Linked DNA regions of Homo sapiens: region 2 is linked to region 1. A link is a loop called in an ENCODE intact Hi-C map of the cell type or tissue named here. Cell type or tissue: chondrocyte. All regions are shown on one strand.

The links. Peaks named below come from ENCODE experiments on the same cell type or tissue, not always from the same donor. Only the 100,000 strongest peaks of a DNase experiment are listed, where the experiment ranks them.
Region 2: a loop joins it to region 1, with 2.7 times the contacts of the local background. A loop is called at or near these places in 33 of 110 quality-filtered maps.

What each region holds. Positions count from the first base shown.
Region 1 is chr2:74,713,251-74,718,250 of GRCh38, reverse strand. LOC102724497 (a long non-coding RNA gene) reads right to left here and starts at 2,952. Exons shown (of 3, transcript XR_427047.5): 1 at 2,876-2,952. RefSeq lists a silencer at 2,566-2,825. In chondrocyte, CTCF peaks have their summits at 2,825 and 3,063 (motif pointing left); a DNase peak (open chromatin) is centred at 2,645.
Region 2 is chr2:74,843,196-74,848,195 of GRCh38, reverse strand. The region is part of intron 1 of HK2 (hexokinase 2); the gene reads right to left. Among named protein-coding and RNA genes, the nearest start is that of HK2, 12 kb to the right of the region's middle. RefSeq lists a silencer at 2,600-2,894. In chondrocyte, no CTCF peak of the experiment used is centred here; a DNase peak (open chromatin) is centred at 2,580.

The DNA of each region.
Region 1 (5,000 bases):
CCTTCACCGTCCACTTCACCAAGTCACCAAGCCCTAAAGAATCTACTTCTGACATGTCTCCCATGACAATTTCTTACTTTGGATTCTCACTGCTCCATTCAGACTGTGAATAGGGTCAACAATTTTCATCTCCCATTTGCATTCACCTCCTACTTGGTCTTTTCTCCTCCTCCTCTGTCTCTGTTCTCTCCAATCCATCTTACCAATCAATCTTCCTAAAGTCTGACTTTAGTTAGGTGACTTACCTGTTCAGTAATCTTCAGTGGCTCCCTATTACTTAACCAAATTGAATTCTGACATTTAAGGTACAATTTAATAGGACCTGCCAAACAATTTCCCTAATCTCACTTCTCTCTTCTTCCCACACATATCTTGGAGGGGGAATAGCATGGCTCCAGAGTCGAATCCCAACCTAGTAGTGCTATAGCCTTGGGTAAATTATTTAAGTCATCTGAGCCTCTGCTTCCCCATCCATAAAATGGTAGTATTAGCAGCATCTACCTCATGTGTGATTATGAGGATAAGATGAAAAATATATATATAAAGTAAATAATATCCAGCATACAGTAGGTTCTTGATAAATATCACTTACTACTTTTATTGCATCACTGCAGTCAAACTGCATTGCTTGGTTTTCCCATATAAATTTTACGACTTATTTCCCCTCCTAATTTTGCTCCTACTCTTCCCTCTGCCTAACTTTGACACAACATCTTTGCCTTCTGAAAGCACCTCCTAGACTCTAAGGCCCTACTCAGGTGCTGCTTTCTCTGTGAACTTTTCTTTGACCACCAGCCACAGGAGCTCTCTTCTTGCTCCTCTGAATGGTAGCGCTCTGCTTCCAGCACTCTGAGGCATTTATACTGCCTTCTGGTGAGCTGTGTGAATGCTTTATCTCCTACAAATCAGGGCAGGACCATGTCTTCCTCATGTTTAATTTCCTCTACACTGTCCAGCACAGGATCTGGCACAAAGTTGAAACTCAGGAAACTTTAATGGAAAGATTGAGTGGATGACATTTCCTGTTTCTCATCAATAAAGTTTCATCTTCATACTCAACTGTTAAATATTTATTGTCTCTTTTTAATACATCTTATTAAGCCTAGGATTAATCAATATGGTTCCTGTTCTCTCAAAGCTCACAGCTAGTTCAGATTATACTTTCAGAAAGTAGAATGAAAACAAGTCAGGGCAATATTTAACAATGTGTTTAATCAACTATAATCAAATTTCATAATGTATAATCTAGACAGTCATTCCCGGGTGGTCAATCTAGGGAGGAGTCTGTAGGAATTAGAAGGTGAGATGGGGAGGGGCAGAGGCAGAAATCTTCACCAGAAGGTTGAGCAGACAGAAAGGCAGTTGAATTCAGGTCAGGAAAGTAGGAGGAAAAATAATTTTACAGGAGAATAATCATACCTGCTTTCATGGAGGTGGGGGGCAAGTGGGACGGAGTGTAAACTAAGAGGAGTGTGTCATCTACTTAGTTAATGACTCTTTGTCTTGCAGTACTGGTGGAGGACAATGGACACCAGCTACATTGTTCACAAGTGGTAATTATCATGACTACAAACACCAGGGATTAATACTTACCTATCGAAGACCATATGAGTAATGGGTGTCTCCCAAGCCTGTAACTGAAAGCACCTTCTAGACTCTAAGGCCCTACTCAGGTGCTGCTTTCTCTATTATACAACTTCTATTCCTGGAAAATCAATGTTGATTAAAGAAGTTTCTGGCCAGGCATGGTGGCTCATGCCTGTAATCCCAGCACTTTGGGAGGCTGAGGCGGGCAGATCACCTGAGGCCAGGAGTTCGAGATCAGCCTGGCTAACATGGCGAAACCCTGTCTCTACTAAAAATACCAAAAAAAAAAAAAAAAACTAGCCAGGCGTGGTGGTGGGCTCTTGTAATCCCAGCTACTCGGGAGGCTGAGGCATGAGAATCACTTGAACCCGGGAAGCGGAGGTTGCAGTGAGCCGAGATTACGCCACTGCACTCCAGACTGGGTGATGGAGTGAGACTCTGTCTTAACAATAAATAAATAAACTTTCCTGAGTTTTTGCTTTTTCTATTTTGAGGCTCCCAATTGCTGTTCAGGTTAATAAGGTCACAGCTCCATGCTTCACCTAAGAGAAGAGGGTTTACCAGGAAGTCCGACTTGCCTCTTAGCCACAGATGGTTGTAAGGCATGAGCCGATTGTGAGTTGAGGTGTAATTTAAATAATCCTAGAAAGAAACGCACATGTCTGAAATTACACCCTTATATCTCATGAAGTTGTATCCAGTTCCCTTCCTAACAAATCCAAGCATTCCTGACGAAGGACACAGAAAAGTCTCTAATCTTTTGGCTTGAATGTGATTAGCATCCTTTAAGAGGAGGAGAGAAGGCATGGAACGAGACGGAGGAGGACAGGTCCCTGAGCAGGAAAGGTGAGGGACAAAATAACCCGCACCCTGTCAGGTCTAAAGAAGCCTCCTGTCCCTCGCCTGCAGACCTGGGTCGGATTCCTCTGCTCCCACAGGGGACAGCAGTACGGGGGAAGGCAGCTTGGTGGAGTCCGCAGGCGTCCCCCGCTTGGAGGTGCAGCGCGGAGCTCGCAGTCCCCAGGCGGGAGAGCGCGGGAGGGCGGCCGGCGGGCTCAGGTCCTCGGTGGCGGGGGGGGTGCAGCCATGTAAGGCCTTACGAAATGTGCAGAGCCGGCCCTGGCGCCGGCAGTACGGCTGCGGAGGGACGGACACCCACGCGAAAGACCGCCCCAGGCCCTGCCAGCCGCGGACTGCGGAGGCTTCCGCACAGGCGGGCAAACCGCGCTGCGTCCGCCCCGCCCCGGCCTGCCCTGAGCCGCGGGGCTCCAGGGCCCACGACGCTTACTTAGGTGGAGTTTCCAGTTGAGCTCGGCTCGAGGGTTTAAATGGATGATGTGTTCCATCCGAAGTCGGAGTTCATGTGATCTTACTTTTGTGTCTAACTCCGTTCTCACCTCTATCCCTAAATTACTCTCTTCGGCTCCCACCCCTGAGCGCCCTCGCCTGACAGCGATCGGCACTCGTGCTGCCACCTGCAGGTGAAAGAGGAAATTGAGCGAACTCAAGTTGGGCGGCCCACTGCTGGAGGAGGGCTTTCAGGACAGGGTAGCGGATATTCCAGATTACTGGAAATCCTGGAATTACTAAGATTTAGATATATTACGCCCAAAGAGCACAACAATTGGCAAGAGACTTGATATAGCCTTCACATCCTCTGGAGGTTTTCCTTTGGTTTGTTTTTCCATTATGCGGATTTGGCAGGGGATGGATGATAAATATTTGCACGAATGCAATTTAGGGCTGTAAAACATATGTTCGCCACCAGGTCTTGTAATCGATGCACATCGGGCAGAGCTGGTTTTTTTTTTACCAGCGCCACCTCCATGATGTTACTGTGATTTCCATCATGGCAGGCTCTGCCCTGCCTATATTGCTCAGAAAGGGCCTTGTGCCATGACCAGTGGTCATACCTGGGTCATTCCTAGCCTGGCGGGTTACCCCATTACAATGTTCTCTGTGCCATAGCAAGTCTTTTTTCACGCATTCCGATACCATGATTTTGAAAATGAATGATTGTTTTTAAAATCATTTTAGAATAATTCCATTAGCATTGTGGTTGAAGCGCCCTGGAGTCAGGCTGCCTGAGTTTGAACCTGACTCCAGTTTACTTACTTGGTGACCTTGAGAAAGTTATTTATTCTCTCTGTGACTTAGTTTCCTCACATACTGAATGGGAATAATATACAGGCCACATAGGATTGTGCGTTTTAAATGAGATAATACACACAAGCACAGGAATATAACATAAAAGAGGATGTGCTCTAAGCTCAAAATGTCCAAGAAAAAAAAAAAAGTGCTCTGAGCTCAAAACATCCAGTGTCAAAAAGTCAGGCTTTGACACTAGCTAGTTTGGGAATATGGGACAAATTACTTCACTTTTCTGAGCCTCAGTTTTCTCACCTGTAATATGCAGATGATGAGAGTATCTATCTCACAGGTTATGAGAATTAAATGAGATAAAATGTCTTCCATGCTTAGACACAGTAAGGATTCAATAAATGCTAGTCTTTTAAACCTTAGCTAGTCTTTACTATTTTCAGCATTCTGTTGTTTGGAAGATTCTGGGTTTTAAACTCCCAGATAAACAATCTTCATCTGTTTGTTCACTGTTTTACTTTTGTATCTAGTACAATCATATGTAGTCCTTCTACCATCCTGGGAGGTAGGTGTCCTCATCCCCAGTTTACAGATGAAGAAGCTGAGGCTCATCGTAGTTTAGTGCCATGCCTGATATCATCATACAGCACCTGAAACCAGGGCACATACACAGCTCCACTCTCCAAGACTAGGGCTCTTTTTCCTGTATCACAGCTGCCTTTATAATTCCTCTAAATGTGATGAGCACTCATTTTATTTTACAAGCTTTTGCTAGATGCTCATGCAGTGTTTGAAATTTTTCAAGTTATGGCAACTTCCTAAAATCAGACTTGAAAATTTCAAGAAACTAAAAGAAATATACTTAGAGCCTTTTCTTCATGGCAAACCTTTTCTTCTGACTTATTAATGGCTTATTAGGTGTTGCTTTCAGAGGGAAGCATGGAGGGGGCAGCAGGAGGGGCTGCTGGAAGTACCAGTTGCTCAGAAGTGACAGGTGTGTTAAGTTCATGCATCTCCCTCCTTCCTAGCACCCCACATTCCCCTTTTGAAATGTTCCTCCCCTGTACTGAAATTGCTTATTTTCGTCCTCTTTCTCCCCTGACAGACTGTGATCTCTATGAAGCTCAAGACTGTGTCTAACATGTCAGTTCTCTAAAAGTTCTTTCAATTTTATTTCTGTAAGAAAAGAAATTCATAGAAGAAACACTCTTCAATTCAGGAGTCAGGAAACAAGATAACTTAAAAAAAAAAAAAGAAAACACTTAATAACAGATCCACACCAATCTGTAAATCAAAAGATTAGGGATAAATTT
Region 2 (5,000 bases), 130 kb before region 1:
GAAGTGTCACAGATTTAAGTGGCCTGAGAGACTGGCAATCAAAGGGGATACTTTTGGAGCTCAGCCACCTTAGCAGATAAATGCTTACCTAGAGACAGCAGTGTGAAAAGGCTCAGGAGGCATGGGCAAGCCCCTAAGACCCTGGGAAATTACCAATTCCAGGAACAGAAAGCTCCTCACCTTCACAACATTACATTAGCTCCCCATGAAATGCTTCATAGGTTTAGTTCTATCACTTTTAATCAAGGGCTCACAGGAAAGACTATAAAGACCACTGCACCAGGTAAAGCTGCTGTGTCTTTCACTAATGCTTCCCTAGCCATTCAGTCCCCAGTAAGGGTTAGTGTCAGGAGAAAGTCTGGCTGCCCAGACACACTGTGCTACCTGTTATAGGCCGATGGGATGAAAACGACTGACTCAAAGAGAACTAACTATCCTTTTTGCCTTGACTGTCAGGAAGCTTGGAGCTTCGTCAAGTTTGTTTAACTTTAGAGACAGAGTCTTGCTCGGCTGCCCAGGCTGGAGTGCAATGACGCAATCATGGTTCACTGCAGCCTCAAACTCCTAGGCTGCAGCCTTAAACTCCTGGGCTCATGATCCTTCCACTGCAGCCTCCCAAGTAGCTAAGACTATAGGTATGCACCCTCGTACCCAGCTGATTTTTTTAATTTTATTTTTTCTGTAGAGACAGAGTCTCACTGCGTTGTCCAGACTGGTCTCAAACTCCTGGCCTTAAGCAATCCTTCCATCTTGGCCTCCCAAAGTGCTGGGATTACAAGCATGAGCCACCACACCTGGCCTGTCAAGTTTTTCAGTAATCATCTCGCCAGTTTGATGACTCTCGTTCTAGAAATCTTTTTACTGAAAGCTGAACCAAATCACTAAATCCTTTTAGTAAGCAAGCAGAAAATACATAATACATGAATAAGCAAATGTTCATCACTTGTGTCTGCAGGGCACACCCTCCTGGTAGAGGGCTGAATTCAAGTGATCACATAGGATAAGAAAGTTACTCCACAAGCATAGAAGCATCAAAGCAAAGGATGCAGGATGCCTGTGGCACAGCTGAACTTTGTCTCCCCAGTCTTGGGATATTTCTAATTGATTATCTAGAACCGTCTCTCCAGGTGCCCTAGATGACCACAGCTAAAAATCCTACCTTTTAGTTTCTAGACCCTAGAAGACCAACTGATTGAACTTCACCTTTCTTAACATGCATGTTCTTGTCCTGAAGATACAATCGGGTCATCTATATATTAGGTCAACACTCCTATTTGGCCCCTTTGACAGAAACTTAGAAAGGACCATACCTTCTGGAAGTCAGGGGCCTTATTATGACTACTTTCGTCTGCTTTAAATCAACCACAGTCAAAACAGGGTGGTGGGATGGGCACAGTGGCTCACACCAGTAATCCTAATACTTTGGCTGAGGAGGATCATTTGAAGCCAGGAGGTCAAGGCTGTAGTGAGCCATGATCACGCTGCTGCACTCAGCCTGGGCAACAGTGCAAGACCCTGTCTCTTAAAAACAAAAACAAGCCAGAGTGGTGCAAGAGATAGTATACAGCAACAAGAATGCACCACCTACCACTACATGCAACCACATAGATGAATCTCAAAATACAGTAAAACACTGGCTGAAAAATGCCAGACACAAATGGCATCTTTTATATCCTGTATGAGTCTATTTATATTAAGTACAAAAACAGACCTATGCTGTTAGTCAGGACAGTGATTACACTTGATGGTGGTGGTGGGTAGGAGAACACGGGGCTGGTTCAGGTAATGATCTGTTACTGGATCTGGATGGTGGTTACCTGCTGCTTTCAGTTTCCCATGTGCATTATACTTCAATTCAAAAGACGCTGGAAAAAAAAGGCAGGTTGCACTGACTTGGCCCAAGTTTACCCACTATACACAGTCAAAGAGCCAAAGAAGATTAAAGAGGTCAAAAGAGGCCAAACAAAGAGAGATCCATCATTTAAATCTGGCCACACAAAGACTTCCAGTGACTCTGTGCTGACACATGCTTGCAACTTAATTTCAAAAGAATTTCATATTTTTGCATTATTCCTTTGCCAGTGTTTTACCACAACTCTCTGACAAGGAAACCAAGACTTGGAGAAGCCTCCCCAAATCACAGGCCTAGTCCCTGAAGACCCATAGCATCCAGTGACCAGCCGAGTGCCCTAACCTAGGGCACAGGTGTGCCCACCCTGGGAAAGCCAAGCAACTGCTGTCAGTGACCTCATTAATAATAATGCCCTCACAGACTCCTCCTGGGAAGGCTGAGGCTGTACAAAGAGCAGCAAGTTTATTCTACAAAGTTGCCAGGGCAGGGCCAGATGTTTCTGATAAAAGAAAAAAAGATGAGCCGGGGGGAAGACACACAGCAGAACATGGATTCTGTAAGTCTCCTGTCCTCTGAAAGCCCATGAACCGAAACTCAGATCTCCTATGCCACTTCTTCAGATGGGACAAGGAACTTGTCCTCGCCAGGGCAGCCATGCCACCTCAGGCCAATGCCAGCTCTGACACACTGCAGACTCACAAACCCGAGGCAGCGGGTAAGCGCAGAGCTGACCAGGGAGGCATACGGGCCACTCCTCCAGGATCCTGTTGCAGCGGTTGTGAGTCACAGGGCTTCCTGTTCTTCCAGTTCTCAGTCTCAGCTGCATCAAGTTACAGCCAGACAGACCTTAGGCAGCAGCACCTGTCCAGGGTCCAGGAGATGGGCATTTGGGACACCCGGCCCAGGGTCCTCCTGTCCTCAGACATTCTGTTCTGACTGCGGAGCAGCAGAGCAAAGGGGGATTATGTCCCAGATGCATGTGACCCTGGCACAGTTCACCTGCCAACAGATATTGACTGAGTGCCAAGTTGAGTGTGCCAGGGCTGGGCACTGAGGATACTGGGATAAAGGAGACACCAGCCTCTGCCAGGAAGGGGCTGAGTCTATTGGCAGAAGACAGATACATTAACAAGTAATTACAAACTGACAGGAAGGGCAGAACAGTAGGCAGTTTCCTTTACATTAATAAAATATGGATTTACAATCACTTAAATCACATACATCAATGTGAATCTGAGGAGTGTTTGTCTTGAAATGGTTAGAAATGTGTATGTGTTGGCCTCACTGCCCAAAATGTCCCCTCCCCTTGTCTAACAAACTCCCACTGACCCTCCATAGCCCAGCATAAATGGCCTCTCTGCAGTCATAGCAGCAGCTATCTCAATACTAGGATATAATAGGTGCTCAAGAAACCTTTGTTATAGTTATACACAAGGGGCTATGGGAACACCAAAGAGAAAAGTTGACAAGTAACTTGGTGAAGGGGAAGAGCTGGCTACTCCCGACTGACCAGGTGCTCTGTGTCGGGCCTTGCTCTTCAGGCTGGCGCCCACACTGCATGGGATCCCCGCAGCAGCATGGTTTCCTCCCAGTCCACCTGTCTGCCCTGCCTAGGATGCTAGGTCCCTAGAAGTCAGACTCTGCCTACCCCTCGACAGCCCCAGGCCAGGGACCAGAATCTGCCTCTGAGCCTCTTGCCCCACAGTGGCATCTGAACTCCCCACTCCTGTCTGCTGCCAGCGGTCCACTTGCTGGATCAAATACCTCTGGGTCTGTCCCAGTCTGCCCCATCCACCCCAAGATCACACCCACCACAGGCAAGGTACCCACACTTCCCTGCTTACCCAAGACAATCTCAGTTTACACCTGTGGTCATGGCATAACTACTGATAGTGCTTTCCTCCATTTTCAAAAGCGGCCCAGTTTGGACAATTAGGGCATCCCCCTAGATACAGCTAAGTAAATCCTGCCTTTGATCTTGGGAAACTGACACCTAAAATGATAAGAGTTCATGCTGCACAAACTGTGTTTTAAAAAAACATGATGGGGATCAAGAAACTGGGTTCCAGATCTGGGGCTTATCCTATGTGAGCTTGGGCTGGTCCCTTAGTACACAACATCTGGTTTCCTTAACTGTAAAATGAAGGGTTTGTTTAGACTACATGGTCCCAAAGGTCCCTTCCCAGCTGATACCTGACTCATAACCCCATGAAACTGAAACATAAGTGAAACTGAAACATAGTTGTCCCAGCAGCTTTGTGCTGGGGGTTAAGGGCACTGGCTCTGGAGTCACATTGCCTGGGTCTGGATTCTGGCTTGCCCTGGGGCAAGGTACTATCCTATTTTGTGCCTGGTCTCTTCATTTGAATAATAGATAATAACAGGACCTACCTGGAGGGCAGCTTGAGGGTGGCCTGAGTTACTACACACAGAGCTGATGGGAAGAGGCTACAGGACTTCATGGAGGGGACTGAGACAGAAAAGTTTGGGAGGAAACAGGAAGCAGGAAGAGGAAGTCCCTCAAATGGGAAAGAAGGAAAAGTGGCAGTTTCGAATGCCCTCATTTAACCCTAATTAAAGCTGTCAGATGGTTCATCTGGCTTTATTCCTTCAGACAATATGGAGATGCCAGAAGGAAGGGATTGGGAAAAAGGCCTTTTAAGAACATGGACCACCTCCAAGCATCCAGGGCAGAAATGGTGGAAAGGCAGGAAGGCTGAGTGGGCAGGAGGTGGGTGGGCCCCAAGGGCTTCCAGAGCCAGTTTCTCAGAGCCTGACTCACTCTCCTGGTTAACGCTGAGATAAGATTTAACCAAGGCAGGAAAGAATGTCCGGGAAATGCTTAGAGATCCATCTGCAAACAAAATGAGTGACCACCCCTAAAAGAGGGCAGCATTTTAGGGGAAATGAGATTCTCTGTTCACAGGAACAGGGCCAAGACTCCTGACTCCTGACGTGGATAAGGCAACGGCTGTTCAAGAGGTGGGATGGAGGGTATGGGTTGCACATGCAGAATCCCCCTGGGCTTCGTGAAGAACCCAGGGCACCCTGGGCTCAGCAGGAAGGAACACACTCAACAGCCCAGGGTCTGTATATGAGGGGCAAAGAGCTGACTGCCAAATCCCAGGATGCCCAGGGAACCTCACCC